Regions from separate parts of the Homo sapiens genome. Here region 2 is linked to region 1. The links are chromatin loops, found by intact Hi-C in ENCODE. Cell type or tissue: endothelial cell of umbilical vein. All regions are shown on one strand. Links, peaks and the distances in the headings refer to the core of each region. The heading gives the core; the rest is flanking DNA.

Evidence for each region. Peaks named below come from ENCODE experiments on the same cell type or tissue, not always from the same donor. Only the 100,000 strongest peaks of a DNase experiment are listed, where the experiment ranks them.
Region 2: it touches region 1 in a loop (7-fold over the local background); 1 of 110 quality-filtered maps calls a loop at or near these places.

What each region holds. Positions count from the first base shown.
Region 1 is chr6:154,657,736-154,665,459 of GRCh38, forward strand. No RefSeq gene overlaps it. Among named protein-coding and RNA genes, the nearest start is that of SCAF8, 72 kb to the right of the region's middle. In endothelial cell of umbilical vein, for the core only: a CTCF peak has its summit at 4,170; a DNase peak (open chromatin) is centred at 4,276; H3K27ac peaks cover 937 bases.
Region 2 is chr6:154,445,153-154,452,876 of GRCh38, forward strand. CNKSR3 (CNKSR family member 3) reads right to left here. Exons shown (of 13, transcript NM_173515.4): 2 at 4,943-5,106. Among named protein-coding and RNA genes, the nearest start is that of CNKSR3, 62 kb to the right of the region's middle. In endothelial cell of umbilical vein, for the core only: no CTCF peak of the experiment used is centred there; DNase peaks (open chromatin) are centred at 2,989, 3,449 and 3,619.

The DNA of each region.
Region 1 (7,724 bases), core at 2,084-6,083:
TTCAATTTTTTGAAGAACCTCTATAAGGTTTTCATAGCAGATGCACTATTTTACATTCCTGCCGACAGTGTGCAAGGTCTCCTGTTTCTCCACATCCTCACCAACACGTGTGATCCTTTTTTTCTTTTTCAATAATAGTCTCCCTAGCAAATGTGAAGTGATATCTCATTGTGGTTTTTATTTGCATTTTCCTGATGACTAGTAATGTTGAGCATTATTTTATACACCCGTTCGCCATTTGTATGTCTTCTTTTGAGAAATGTCTATTCAGGACCGGGCGCGGTGGCTCATGCCTGTAATCCTAGCACTTTGGGAGGCTGAGGTGGGTGTATCACGAGGTCAGGAGATCGAGACCATCCTGGCTAACATGGTGAAACCTCGTCTCTACTAAAAATATAAAAAAAAAAAAAAATAGCTGGGCATGGTGGTGGGCGCCTGTAGTCCCAGCTACTAGGGAGGCTGAGGCAGGAGAATGGCGTGAACCCGGGAGGCGGAGCTTGCAGTGAGCTAAGATCATGCCATTGCACTCCAGCCTGGGGGACAGAGCGACACTCCGTCTCAAAAAAAAAAAAAAAAAAAAGAAATGTCTATTCAGGTCCTTTGCTCATTTTTCAGTCAGGTTATTTGTTTGTTGTTGTTGTTATTTTCCCTATTGAGTTGTAGGAGTCCTTTACATATTTTATATATTAACCTCATGTCAGATATATACCTTGAAAATATTATCGCTCATTCTGTAGGTTGCCTTTTCACTCTGCTCATTGTTTCCTTTGCTGTGCAGAAGAAGCTTTTCAGTTTGATGTAGTCCCACTTGTCTATTTTTACTTTTGTTGCCTGCACAAAACACATAAGTCTAATAAAATAGAAAATAAACATGTCTAGGTGGATGCTTCCTCAACAAGACACTGTCCAGCTCAACCAACAAGCCAAGATCAGCCTTCAGAGGAAAACACTAAAAGGATTTCTGCTGAAAACAGGAAAAAAGACAAGGTTGTCCTTTACCATCATTTTTTTTTTTTTTTTGAGATGGAGACTCACTCTATCGCCCAGGCTGGAGTCCAGTGGCCCGATCTCAGCCCACTGCAACCTTCCGCCTCCCGGGTTCAAGCGATTCTATTGCTTCAGCCTCCTGAGTAGCTGGGATTACCGGCACGCGCCACCATGCCTGGCTAATTTTTGGATTTTTAGTAGAGATGGGGTTTTACCAGGTTGGTCAAACTGGTCTCAAACTCCTGACCCTGTGATCCACCTGCCTCGGCCTCCCACAGTGCTGGGATTACAGGCGTGAGCCACCGCACCTGGCCGTACCACCGTTTTTATTTAGCGCAGTATTAGAGGCACTAGATAGTACAACTAGACAAGAGAAAAACATAATGGTTATAAAAATTTGAATGGCAGATATAAAAGTATCACTATTTGAAGATTAAATGATTCTTGGCCCATAAAACCCAAGTAAATTAACTAAAAAGTTATTTCAAATAAGAGAAGGCCATAGGGTTGATTAGATATAAAAATTAACATGCAGAAATCAAGTCTTTATTTATATAGGCAATAATCATTTAGAAGATGCAATAAAAAAGTTGTTTTACTTAAAATAAACAAAAATAAAACACTTAGGAATTAAAGATGAAATGTGTAACACCTATATGAAGAAAATCTTAAAACACTAAGATATTTGAAAACAGATTACAAATAGAAAGGCAGACTATGTTCGTGGGAAGGAAGATTAGAGAACACACACACACAATCATAATTCTCTACTAAAGAGGTTCAAGAGAAATTGACATGATTCTGCCAGTGCTGGAGACACTGAGACTTTAAAGTCCCTACCAACTAGCTGGACATGAATGGCAATAATAGAGTCAATGGGCCGGGCACGGTGGCTCACGCCCATAATCCTAACACTTTGGGAGGCTGAGGCAGGCAGATCACCTGAGGTTGGGAGTTCGAGACCAGCCTGACCAACATGGAGAAACCCCGTCTTTACTAAAAATACAAAATTAGCCGGGTGTGGTGACGCATGTCTGTAATCTCAGCTACTTGGGAGGCTGAGGCAGGAGAATTGCTTGAACCCAGGAGGCGGAGGTTCTGGTGAGCCGAGATGGCACCATTGCACTCCAGCCTGGGCAACAAGAGTAAAACTCCATCTCAAAGAAAAATAAAAAATAAAATAATAATAATAATAATAGTAATAGAGTGAAAGACATGCGCCCTCCATCCTATGGCTGCAGGGCCTCAGTCTGATGGAAGAATTGCAAAGCACAGGCCTCGACATCAGTCTGGCTGACTTTGTATGATAAAAAAGGAATGTACAACAGTCCCAGGGTCGATCTCTGCACCACCGGTAAATCCAGTAAAGTGAAAGGAATGTAGGGAGGAAAGATGGAGTCGTGGAAGCAAAGGAGATAAATTCTAATTCCAACATCTCACTTAGAAATTGTTGAGTTGACTTTTTCTCTGAGCCTCAGTTTCCTTATCTGTAAAACAAAGGTTAAAAATGCCTGCTGCTTACTTCACAGGGCTGTAGTGAGGATAAAAATTGAAATGTGAAGTTCTTTGGAACTTTAAAACTATTTATTATATTTATTATTATTATAGTTTATTATACAAACAAAAGCAACCCATGTTTACTTCATGTTTAATTGGATATTATTAATCATGAGGGCTTCCACTGTGCCTCCGCCTCCTAATACCCACCAATAAATCCTACTTCCTGTCCACTTAAAAAAATAAAAATAAACGTATTCCTCAGCTTTATTTCTTAAGGAACCTTAAGGAATAGACTTTCTCTGGAGCAAACCATTCCCAGCTTCTTAACCAACCACCAGCAGTGGTTTCAAGTAATTACCCAGAAATATTGGCTTCCATCCTCTTCTTCCTCTCTTATTGCCTCCTTCCCTACCTTGCAAAATGCAAAATTGTGTATAGAAACATGAGTGTGAAACATCTTGAAACCACTCATTTATATAAACTATATATGTTCTTGACTCCCCACTTGGGGAAGAGCTGCCTGGCCAGCACCAGAGTGTGACATGAGTGAGAAACGGATTTCAGTGTTTAATTGATTTCCACAACATAGTCTATCCAGTCCTGCCTCCTACTTGAGGCTTATAAGTGAAGTGGTGGTCAGAGAAAGGAATTACAGAGTTCAAGATCTTGTCAAGTATGACCACATCTATAGGTTGTTGATGTGGAATGGAGATAAAGAGAATTCTATGAGAAGTGGGAAGTTTTTTTAATAACTGAGGCCGTTATTAAAGGTCTATGCAACAAATTTCTAGATAAATGCCCATTCTCACATAAAGAGTAGATGGTTTGTTTTTGTTTTTTTGAGACAGGGTCTCACTTTGTCACCCAGGCTGGAGTGCAGTGGCATGACCTCCCAGGTTCAAGCAATCCTCCTGCCTCAGCCTCCCAAGTAGCTAGGACTACAGGCACATGCCACTATACTTAGCTAATTTTTTGTATATTTTGCAGAGACAGAGTTTCGCCATGTTTCGCCCAGGTTTGTCTCGAACTCCTGAGCTCAAGTGATCTGCCCACCTTGGCCTCCCAAAGTGCTAGGATTACAGGCATGAGCCACCGCGCCCAACCAAGAGCAGAGTTTAGATGTGGTACCCATGGAGACGCAGACTAACAATAGGTGAGTGGATACAGTTGTGACTCAGTATATAAAATCTTTTCTTTGGAAGGCTATTGATGACACCTCAGATGCCATGCTGAGAGCATGGCAAAACAATGAATGTGGCCGGGCGCGGTGGCTCACGCCTGTAATCCCAGCACTTTGGGAGGCCGAGGCGGGCGGATCACGAGGTCAGGAGATCGAGACCATCCTGGCTAACACAGTGAAACCCCATCTCTACTAAAAATTACAAAAAATTAGCCGGGTGTAGTGGCGGGCACCTGTAGTCCCAGCTACTCGGGAGGCTGAGGCAGGAGGATGGCATGAACCTGGGAGGCGGAGCTTGCAGTGAGCTGAGATCGCGCCACTGCACTCCAGCCTGGGTGACAAAGTGAGACTCCGTCTCAAAAAAAAAAAAAAAAAAAAGAATGTAAAATTCAGCCCACTCTTACCACACATAATACACTCAAGATTGGGTGAGCCTATCACGCCAAAGAATAAACGACATGCAACAGAAGTCTATGCTGCCCCTATCGCCCCCACATGGCTCAGAGAAAGCGTTAGCAATAAACACTTTTATTTATAATGAGGAACAGATGAAATATGGAAGGAAATGATGGCATGACTGGATTTCCTGAAAGGTACATTAACAAAGTAATAAAACACAAGATACCCTTATAAACAGCACTAGTAAGTTTTACATAAATGCCTCCCATGACCTTTTGTGCTTTTGAGCTATTTCAGTTACAGTAACATCAGAGAAGGTGGCCAAAACCATTTACTATAAATTCAAACATTTTCCTATTCATGTAAATCAATGCATAAAAATCAAAGCATACTTCATATTCATACATACTCAGAAATGCTACACACAGACACACACAGAGAAAAAAACATATATGCCCTTGTGATCTCATTTGTTTTATAAAATGTGATATTAAGAGTACCAGCAAATACATATAGTCTAGGGAAGGAAGGAGCAGACTTCATTAGGCAGTTAGGAAATGTAAATCCCCAAATTGTCATTCCTAAGCCATGCAAGTTGGAATAACTTCACCAAAATTTGTCCTAAATAATTAATAAGTCAAACATGTTTTTCCTTAAAAGCTGAGGATTGTGCAGTATTAAATAACCATTTTATTACTATTAAAATTCATGGACCCCTCTAGTATATTTAAAATTTTTAATCCTAAATTGTTTAACTCTTAGAAATAAGGGAAATAATATTATTCTATCCTGCATTCTCAAAAAAATTTTTCTTCATCTCACTTTGGTGACCTGATTGCTATCAAGGAAAGCAATTCCCTTTAACATTTTATTCCACTGCAAAAAGCTTTTCCTGTACTTTATCTTGAATATGTATCATGGTGTTGCCCCAATACCCATGTGGGAATTGCTGGCGGGCAAGACCTCTTTTCTAGAAAAGAGGAAGAGAATGAATGTTTTAGGAACTTGGGCCTTAATGAAGAAAACACATCAGAATAACATGAAAAGCCATTTCAAAATATAGGTGTTCCATGAAAGAGCCACATATGCAAAGCAAATCCCCATGCAGAAAGAGCCGAGAAACCAAAGAATGAGGCAACAAATTCAGTTTGTCATTATAGGCTGATTTTATTGGGGAATTTACAGACAGATGCATGGTCTTGGATGGCCGCAAGATAGGTAGATCTCTGCACTGTTACCCTCCAACCCAAGGGCTCTTGTACCATTGGGAAAAGGAATAATGTTTCAGAGGGAATGTGCAGGAATTTGTTTAAGAGCAGGATTTACAGTAAATATGAGTTCCTACCTAAGGGTAGGATTTATGCAAAGTACATGTTCTTCAACAAGAAACAATAGATAAACTGGAAATATCAGAAGCATTCCTAGAACAGGAGTTCATCAAAAGCAAACATGGCGGATCAGCTTCCAAGATGAAGTTACTTTGGCTTCGACAATAGGTCTGGGGCTCATCCCCCAAGATTCTAATTCCCTACAAATGTTATTGGTGGTCACGTGCTTATTTTTCACAATGGCTGTCAGAACACTAGGGGCTAGGTTTGCTCCCCCTCCCCGAGTCAGGTGTGTACGAGCAGTGGCCCAGCACATGGCTGGTATGCTAACATCACTCCTGGCTCGCCTTACCTTCCTTCCCATATTTTCCATTTGCCTATTTTCTTACTTATTTTCAGTTTATCTTGCTAAATTGGGTGCATCTTTAGAAGCAGCCTTGAATTCTTTTTTACAATGCGGAGAATAAGTCAATGAGTAAATAATAATGAGACAGGACAGATTTTTCAATAAGGGAATGTTCTATCCTTTCCAGGACCTTTTTCTCTCCCTGCAGAATCCCAGTGCTGTGCTATTCTCTCCTTACCTCATCAACCCTAGTCTCAAATCCATCTTTTACACTCAGAATAAAATTAAATCAATGTGTTACCATTCTGAGAGATATTTGCCTTTTCTCTAATAGCAAAATAAGATGTACTACTTCTTAAAACAAGTTCAGATATCAAGGAAGCAGGCAAAAGTAGAGGAAGTAATCACAGACAACAGTCTTCCCAATACTGCAAAAATTATACCACTCATCTAGGATTATTTCTGCTTGGGACATTTTAAAGGAAAGTTGGATGGTTTCAATAACAATTTTAATTTACTTATTTTAAACTTGTTAAAAAATTTTTTAGCAATGGGGTCTTGCTGTGTCACCTAGGCTGGAGTGGAGTGCAGTGGCATCATCATAGTTCACTGCGGCCCCAAACTCCCAGGCTCAAGCGATTTTCCCACCTCAGCCTCCCGAGTAGCTGAGACTATAGGTGCGCATCACCATGCCTCTCTAATACTTTTTATTTTTTGTACAGATGGGGTCTCACTATGTTACCCAGGCTTGTCTCCAACTCCTAGGCTCAAGTGATCCTCCTGCCTCTGCCTCCAAAGTGCTGGGATTACAGGCATGCACCACCGTGCCCAGCCAATTTATTGCTCTGTTGATAGATTTCTATGAGTCATGTGAATAACCAAATTAATAAAGATGATGAAGAAAGGGATTACTGTGAGAAAATTGAAAGATGATTTGGAGAGAGATAAGTAGGCCCTGACTGGCATTTATGTAGAAGGGAGACAGAAGAGATCCAAAATGTTAATGGAGAAAAGGTTAAACAAGAATATTTTGACTATTGTTAGTCTAGACTGAGAGATTGAGGGTGAACTTTAAATCACAGGGCCATACACATAAAAGTGGGCGTTGCTATGGGAGTTGCTCTGCATTTTGGAGAGAATTTTGCCCTCTTTGTTTGGATTCCCCTGTGTGGACTCCGTATCAAGGCTGCTGTTAAGGGTCAAATTGTGTCTCCCCAAAAAGATATGTTGAAACTCTAACTTCCAGCACATACAAACATGGACTTATTTAGATTACAGATATAATCAAGTTAAAATGAGGTCCTACTGGATTGCGGGGCCCTACTCCAGTGTAAAAGGGGTTTCCTAGGGTTATTCAGTGCACAACCTGTACAGCAGAATGAGGCAGCCCTGGGAGGAATATTGCAAATGCTCAAGTGAGGTATTGTCGGCAGTATTTACTTATTTATTTATTTAAAGACAGAGTTTAGCTCCTGTCACCTAGGCTGGAGTGCAATGGCGCAATCTCGGCTCACTGCAGCCTCTGCCTCCCAGGTTCAAGTGATTCTCCTGCCTCAGCCTCCCAAGTAACTGGGATTACAGGCATGCACCACCACTCCTGGCTATTTTTTTTTTTTTTTTGTATTTTTTATTAGAGACAGGGTTTCGTCATGTTGGCGAGGCTGGTCTCGAACTCCTAGCCTCAGGTGATACACACCCCTCAGCCTCACAAAGTGCTGGGATTATAGACATGAGCCACCGTGCCTGGAGTTGGCAGTATTTAAAGGAAAGAAGCTGGGGTTCTTGTTTAAAAGAAAAGGATGACCCTTCCCGGAGAGAATATAAAATATGGATGGCTTAGTTTGTATCATTCAGGCCACTGACCTAAGATGACTGTTAATAATTATTTATGAGACATACACATATATTTGTACGTTTATACATATACCTAATAAATCTATATATGTGTAAATTCTTTTTCATAATGACTATCAGAACATTGGGA
Region 2 (7,724 bases), core at 1,451-5,450, 210 kb before region 1:
AATATTTAAAAAATTAGAAATTTTGAAAGAAGCAAAAATTAGCTGAAAATGTTCTCTTCCAAACTTTTGAAAAAAACTGAATTTCAAAATATAAATGAATATTCTATATTAGCAGTATTTTTCTATCTAAATGTGATATTCATTTTTTGTTATTTTCTAGAGACTAAAATATAATAATATTGTCCTTCAATAGAGAGACAAAAATAAGATGGATTTGCATCACAGCTTTTTAAATTCAAAGAATCAAAGACTCACAATTGAATGGATAAAGAGGCCACAAGACAGAGCTTGTTTTGAAGGACTTGTAACTATGATTAAAGGGAAAGGTCCCCTCATTCGGTCACTCAGCCTGCCAACTTACATGAAGAGTTTTGAACTAAAAGCAGGAAAGTCAGCTTTCAATAATCAATGTCACCATAAATTACTTGGAACTTTTATTACCATATACATAACGTTTACTTATTGAACTCAAAGAGGATTAAGAGCATTTTATTGTTGCAAGAAACTTTAAACCTCAATCTTCTAAAAACATACCACTTTTAATACTGAAATAAAGGGGTAGAGTGGCTTCTTATAACTGGTTCTCTTCATTTTCCACTCAGTTTGCTCTTTTTCTTCCCCAAAACAAATAATGGACCTAGAAAGATGAATAAATATAGCTAGAATAGAATTTTTAAAAGAAGGAAGGAGGAGAAGAAGAAAGGAAAGTTCCTTCCCTTCGACCCCATTCCACATTAAAGAGAGAACAAGAAACTGATTATAGTAGCTCTAAAGAACCTCTACTGTAGAAGCATAATCAGGAAAGGATTATTGACTTAAGTGCCCCATAAAGACCGAAAATAAATAATTTCTCAGACCAGATTAATTATTTTCACCAGTCTTTTCCCCAAAACTTGTCTCCTTCAGAAACTGCTTTGAGATAAAGCATCAAAAAGATACAAATTAAGTAACACAATGAGTTTCTGAAAATCTGTTCACCTACTAAAACCCTTCCACTGAGATCTCACTTCCTAGGGTTCACCATCCGGGATCCTTTCCTGATCTGGCTAGAGAAACCATACACTAAATGGGAGAAAAGGAAAGCAAAAAGTCTTAAAATTATACACATTTAGCTAAGGACACACCTTACACAACTTCTTCTCTACCATCTTCTCCATTCCTACTAGCTCTGTTCGTGATCTAACGTGTGATTAAGGTGTGCCAGAGACACAAAATCAAAGCCATCTTATTGACTTGGGTCAATTAAGAGACAACCTAAGAAATATAGTTCACAATTTTCCTAAGGCATTTTTAAATAAGCTCATAAGCAAGATCAAGTTAAATACAACTTGCCAGCAAAAATTCCTGTTCCTGCATTTCTTCTCATAAAAAAGATAACATGTTTAAATGATTTGCCTTGGGTGAATAATAAACAACAAATAATCTCAGAGGTATACCAGTGCGCATAAGCACTCTAGGCCCATAGATTCATGACAGGTACTTCATTTAACCCCAAGTCTAGGTAGCATCATTTAACACATGCATCAATTCCAACTCTGTTCATTTCTCAACCTCCTTCAACCTTCAAAACACAGCTGCCCATGCCTTGGTGTTCAGTAAACTAGGGCCTCACTGACTTGGCAAAGAACACAGGTTACAGTCATACTTATCTTTTTTTTTTTTTTTTTTTTGAGATGGTGTCTCACTCTGTCGCCCAGGCTGGAGCGCAGTGGCATGATCTCGGCTCACTGCAAGCTCCACCTCCTGGGTTCACGCCATTCTCCTGCCTCAGCCTCCCAAGTAGCTGGGACTACAGGCACCCGCTACCACACCCAGCTAATTTTTTGTATTTTTAGTAAAGACAGTGTTTCACCATGTTAGCCAGGATGGTCTCGATATCCTGACCTTGTGATCCGCCTGCCTCGGCCTCCCAAAGTGCTGAGATTACAGGCGTGATGGGATTACAGGTGTAAGCCATTGCACCCGGCCACAGTCATACTTATCCTTATTGGTTATTCTTACTGGTTATTCTCAATCACACCCTCTCGACCAGTACTGGCCAACAGAACTCTATGCACAGATGAAAATGTTCTTTATCTGTGCTGTCCAATATCGTAGCCACTAGCCACATGGAGCTTCTGAGTACTTGAAGTGTTGCTAGTACAACCGAGGAACTGAATTTTTTTTTTATTTTAGTTGATTTTCATTTAGACAGTCACATTGGGTAACAGCTATCCTACTGAAAAGAGCAGCTCTATAATCGGTCTCAGGTACCCTCTACCCAGAGAGAGGAAGAAAAATTGGGTACAGATTCTAATTCAATCTGGGAAAGTGGTCCTGGTCTCATCATATAATACAAATCACTCTCCTAAGCCACGACTGCCAGCCAAAGTCAATGTTCACAAAAGATGGTTTCTCTCATTGCTCTCTAACCATGACCAGCTAATTTGTGAGCCACTGCTCACCAGTTTTGGAATCTTCATTAATAGCTGTTTCCTATTTTAGGTTCCTGCCCATCTATCTGCCCCTCTCCTTACATTGATACTTTCCAGTGGTTTTGTTTCTCCCCTCCCCCTTCCTTACTTTTAATTATATTCATTTCCTGTCTATCATAAAATCAACATCCACTAAACTAAGTTTACATAGAAACCTCTTTTATAACACCAAGGCCAACTGCATTTACACATTAACTGCCCTGGAGATGTTCTGTTCAAAGCATCACCAATTTATATATCCAAAGATCTATATGCTATAAATGGATTAAAAAGACAGTATAATTAGTATATGAATTATAATAAGAATATTCAAAAAGGAGATTATATCCAGACTAAAGACATTTTAGTAAAACTCACTAAAATAATCCACACTCTTTTGTGAACCCCTAAGTGACCCCCCCTGTCCAATGTAGTCACTGGCACAGAGCAGGTCCAGAATGAGTCTGAGGTCAAAGCTTGGTCTACAAAGGAAATTAGAAGGAAATTGTAGGAGATAAAACACAGCTTTAGGTTCTGGCATTTGTCCAGCTTTGTTCATTTTAGCCTAATGCTCTAAGAGGTAGAGAAGAGGAAAAAGCAAAGAGAATGCCCAGAGGCAGCTGTTACGTTTATCATCCCACTTGATGCATGTGATGCGTCTCTAGCTGACCCTTCCTGCCTCTCTTACTTTGGATTTCCAAGTAAATTTACCTGTCCTCAAAGTATTACTGCAAAGTGAAAGAGACAATTTGCAAAACATCAAGCAGAAAAGACGGAAAAGCCATGTTCCCAGAAAGTATAATAAAAGTAAACTCAAACACGTTTGTACAAAAAAAAAAAAAAAAGAAAATACAGTTTCGGTAATAAACAGGATGCTTAGATGTCTGGGCAGTGCAAAACACACAATAGTACACAGCCACATCTAAGGTGAGCGTTACTGTACAGATGGGAAAAACAGACATCACCATTTCCCCAGAGGTCACAGAGGGAGTAGCATGTAGCAGAGCCAGGATTAGAATGCAAATTCCTGCTTCCCAGACCCGTGCTCAGACTACTTGGCCATAGCGTCTCCCAGGCGGCAGCTCATTTATCAACTACAAATAATTTCCCCATTACTTTCCTAAACAAGAGCAGCACATCTCAGAGCAGAAGACAAGGCTCTGTCCATTTTAAGAAGAAGAATACACACAATGCAGCAAGTGTTATATAATCAACAGTACGCAGACCAGCGACGGCAAAATCATCAGCAGCACATTCTTTCCCACCATTCTCAGTGATGTAATTGTATATACCCCTGGCTGGGGTTCAGGGCATTACTAACCCAGCCTGAATGCTGTCGAGTTTGTCCAAATCCTGACAGTTAAGTAAACTGCATCTTTAGCCTGGCACCGGGACAGGCAGACTTGAATCCCACCCACACTAACCAATTTATAAACAAAATGTCCTTACAGGTGTTTTTGGCCCACACCTAACGAAGCTACCCATGTGATTCTAGTGTCAGGACCCAGCAGGATTTTACTCATTCATGTTAAAGCCAAAACCCATCATCTACAAAATGTAATGAAGGCCACATTTTTTTCCCATTTTATAGGTCATGTCAAGTGCAAATATCAGTTATTTAAATATCACAAATATCTGTGAAACTCAACCGCTTTTTATAGTAACAAAATCAGACATGAAAATCAGAACCTATTTCTCACTTCAATTTAGAAGATGACATTTTCTTTTCTTTTTTGAGACAGGTTCTCACTCTGTCACCCAGGCTAGAGTGCAGTGGTGCGATCTCTGCTCACTGCAGCCTCCACCTCCCAGGCTCAGGTGATTCTCTGACCTCAGCCTCCTGAATATCTGCGACTATAGGTGCGTGCTAGCCACACCTGGCTAACTTTTGGTATTTCTAATAGAGACAGGGTTTTGCTACGTTGCCCAGGCTGGTCTCAAACTCCTGGACTCAAGCAATCCACCCGCCTCGGCCTCCCAGAGTGCTGGGATTATAGGCATGAGCCACTGCGCCTCGCCAGAAGGTGACATTTTCATTCAGGAGTATTTCCATCATTTTTTCCTTATAAAAGAAAATTAGACTAATACAGAGATTTTCTGAAAAAGACAAACTCTTTCTGTAAAGGACAAGTTAATAAATATTTTAGGCTTTGGGGGAACCATGTGGTCCCGTTACAACCACTCAATTCTGTCACTGTCGCAAGAAAGCAGTCACAAACACGTAAGTGAATGGACATGGTTGTGTTCCTATAAAACTTTATTTACAAAAATAGATAGTGGGCCAGATTTAACTCGCAGGCCATAGTTTGCCAACCTTTAATGTAGAAAATAACTTATTTTTCCCCTTCCTATAGTATCTTCAGCTCATGTTTTATTTTGATGGAGCATTAAGGAAAGAGTGATATGCTAAATCACAAACAATGACGGCTTAAGAGAGCAAGGCTCTAAAGAACGTCATCACGGTACAGACCGTCTTTTCCTGAACTAACCAGTGCACAGAGAAGGTCCACAGCCTCCAACACAAGCTCCTGGTGTCCAATCCGTGTGACCCCCAGCTCCTCCAGGTCCTGATGGGAAATCTGCAGCAGCTGCTCGCCGTTGATCTTCTCTCGTTCAAACTTGTGGACATATTGTTGCAGGCAGTCATCCAACCCTGCCAAAAACAATCAGAAGTCCCATTATTGCCATTTTGTTCCTTTACCCACCCCCTGCAAACTGCCCACATGTCACATCAATCTCAGCAATCAACAATTATGATGCCACTATCTGGTTATCTATGTGAGGCCTATTGCACCTGATGGGCACTTTTGCATGACATGTCAAACAGGTTTTCAAGGGCAGCTTAACATTCTCAAGTGATCCAACAGAATTTTATGATAGTTACCTTCTCATTCCCTGTAAACTAAAGGAATAAACACCAAACCCCTGTTGACTTAAAATGCTAATTATCTAGACCAGACATGCTGTCTGTTTGCTAAGCAACCCTTCTTTTGGGACATCATCCCTCCCATCCCACGTAATCCCAGGGAGCTTGCCAGTCAAGACGCCTTGCCACAGTGGGTGGCACATGGCCAGGTCTCCCGTAGTGCTCTATACACCAGCCAGTCACAGGTTTAGGGATGGACATGTGACTCAAGCAGAACCAATCAGAATCTTCCTTGATATTTGATATATGGACACAAGAACTGAGAAGCTCTTTCTTACTTTCCAATCAGAAGTCAAAAGATAAACCTTGGCAATGCTGGCAGTCATTTTTCTCATCAGTTTTCTGAGAATAAATCCATTTGAGAAAGAGAGAGAGAAAATGCCCCCAATAATATCCTATATGCCCCTGGATCTAACCTTGCTTAATAAAGATACTTCTAGCCCTAGAATATTTCACTTAAGTTTAAATAAGTTTTCTTTTTAGATTAAGCTTGTTTGTGTCGAATCTCTGTCCCTTGCAACTGAAAAAGTTCTTATAAATACAGACTATAAAGGAGACAGGTATCAGCAGTGGTACCACATAGAAAGGCATGGTAAATGGGTTCGCTTACGGGAATTTTTCCAGGTCAAACACTATGGCCAAAAGTGCCGTATTTTAATGCTTGTATATAATGACTAAAACGAGTAAGCCAAATAGAACTTGAGAATTCTTATTCCTGTACAGAGAACTTGTTTTAATAATTTTACTGGAATAACATTTTACCCTGAATCAATTGATCTATTGAAGCCTAATAATAAAAGTCACCTTAGTGTTTTAAAAGACTTAGTGATTTAAAAGTGTTTTAAAAGTTATATAAACTCAATCCTAACACAAAGAGTGAACACTCAATTTAACGGGAAAAGTATGTAGAAAGCATGCTGCTGCCCCTCCCCACCAAACGCGCACACACACACACGCACACACGCATACATGCACACACACGCGCACACTCGTGCACACACGCACACGCACAGATGCACACACACATTTATTTCATTTAATCCTCACAAAACCTGTGTCAGTGGGTATTTCTCTGAGCTAGAAAAGGCCCAGCACTTACTTTTTGTAATACTAAAGTCTATGGATATTATAATCTGATGTGTGAGGCTAAACTACATCTCTGCCCTGCAAATGTTCACCATTTGCCTCCTAATAAGATACAGGAAGAAGAGTAGTTTTCTGATAACCATTTGGGGCTATTAAATATAGGAAGAGGAAGTAATAAAAAAAACTATGGTAACCATTTGGAACCCAACTCATCCTCCCTGAAATGACATCTGTCTAGCCCAGGGGCTAGACATTACGCAGCAAGTGAGGCTGGGGATACTGATATAAACCCAGCTCCGCTCTGACAGCCTTGAGCTACAGGTGGCCTTCGTGGCACGCGAGTCAGGCAGGCAGTGGAGGCCAGGCAAGTCGACAGGTGTTGAGACCAACACCCTACCTGGGCTGCAAATGCAACCTCAGCACCAGGACACTCAGAGTCAATCGTCTGCGGGGGAGGCAGTATCTATCTGTAGCAGGCAACCATGACAAGGGACAAGATTGAAGGACAGCCTCCTAACTATTTTGTTGATGAAAGAATTAAGGCTCACGGAGGATACATAACCTGTCCACAGTCATACAGCTGGTCAGATGCCAAGAGAAGGGCTGATGCACCCATCATCAAGGGTCTGTTGGACACAGCCTCGCTCTTCTGCATTTTCTCGCAAACACGAGATTATAACCCAGGATTATAAAAATTCTTCTCCAACAACTTCTTAAATCAACAGTAAGGTCTAACAACAAGACAGTTATTAAAATAGAATTACAGAATCTTAGAGACACTTAAAAGGCATTTCAGATCTCACTGAGTACAAAAAATTGAGAAAGCACAGACAAAACAGAAATTACTGTGAAGTTTACCCAGAATCACTTAGCCAGTTCTAAGCCTGATCATGATTTTCTCTTCTCTCTTGGGACGCTGTCTTCCCTAGCCTACTTTTAAGCTTTAAAAAGAATTTTTTGTTTTAATTCATCATACAAGTTTAGGACAACTATGTTATACATTTCAAGCCTGTTATGGCTAAACTGTGTCCCCACAAAATTCATATGTTACAGTCCCTGGAATGTATTTGGAGAGAGAATCCCTAAAGAAGGAATTAAGTTCAAATGACATCGTTAAGGTGGGCTCAATCCATATGACTCGTGTCCTTATTAGAAGAGGAGATAACGACACAGACACACACAGAAGAAAGATACGTGAAGACACGGAAAAGACGGTCATTGTAAACCAAGGAGAGAGGCCTCAGAAGAAACCTACCCTG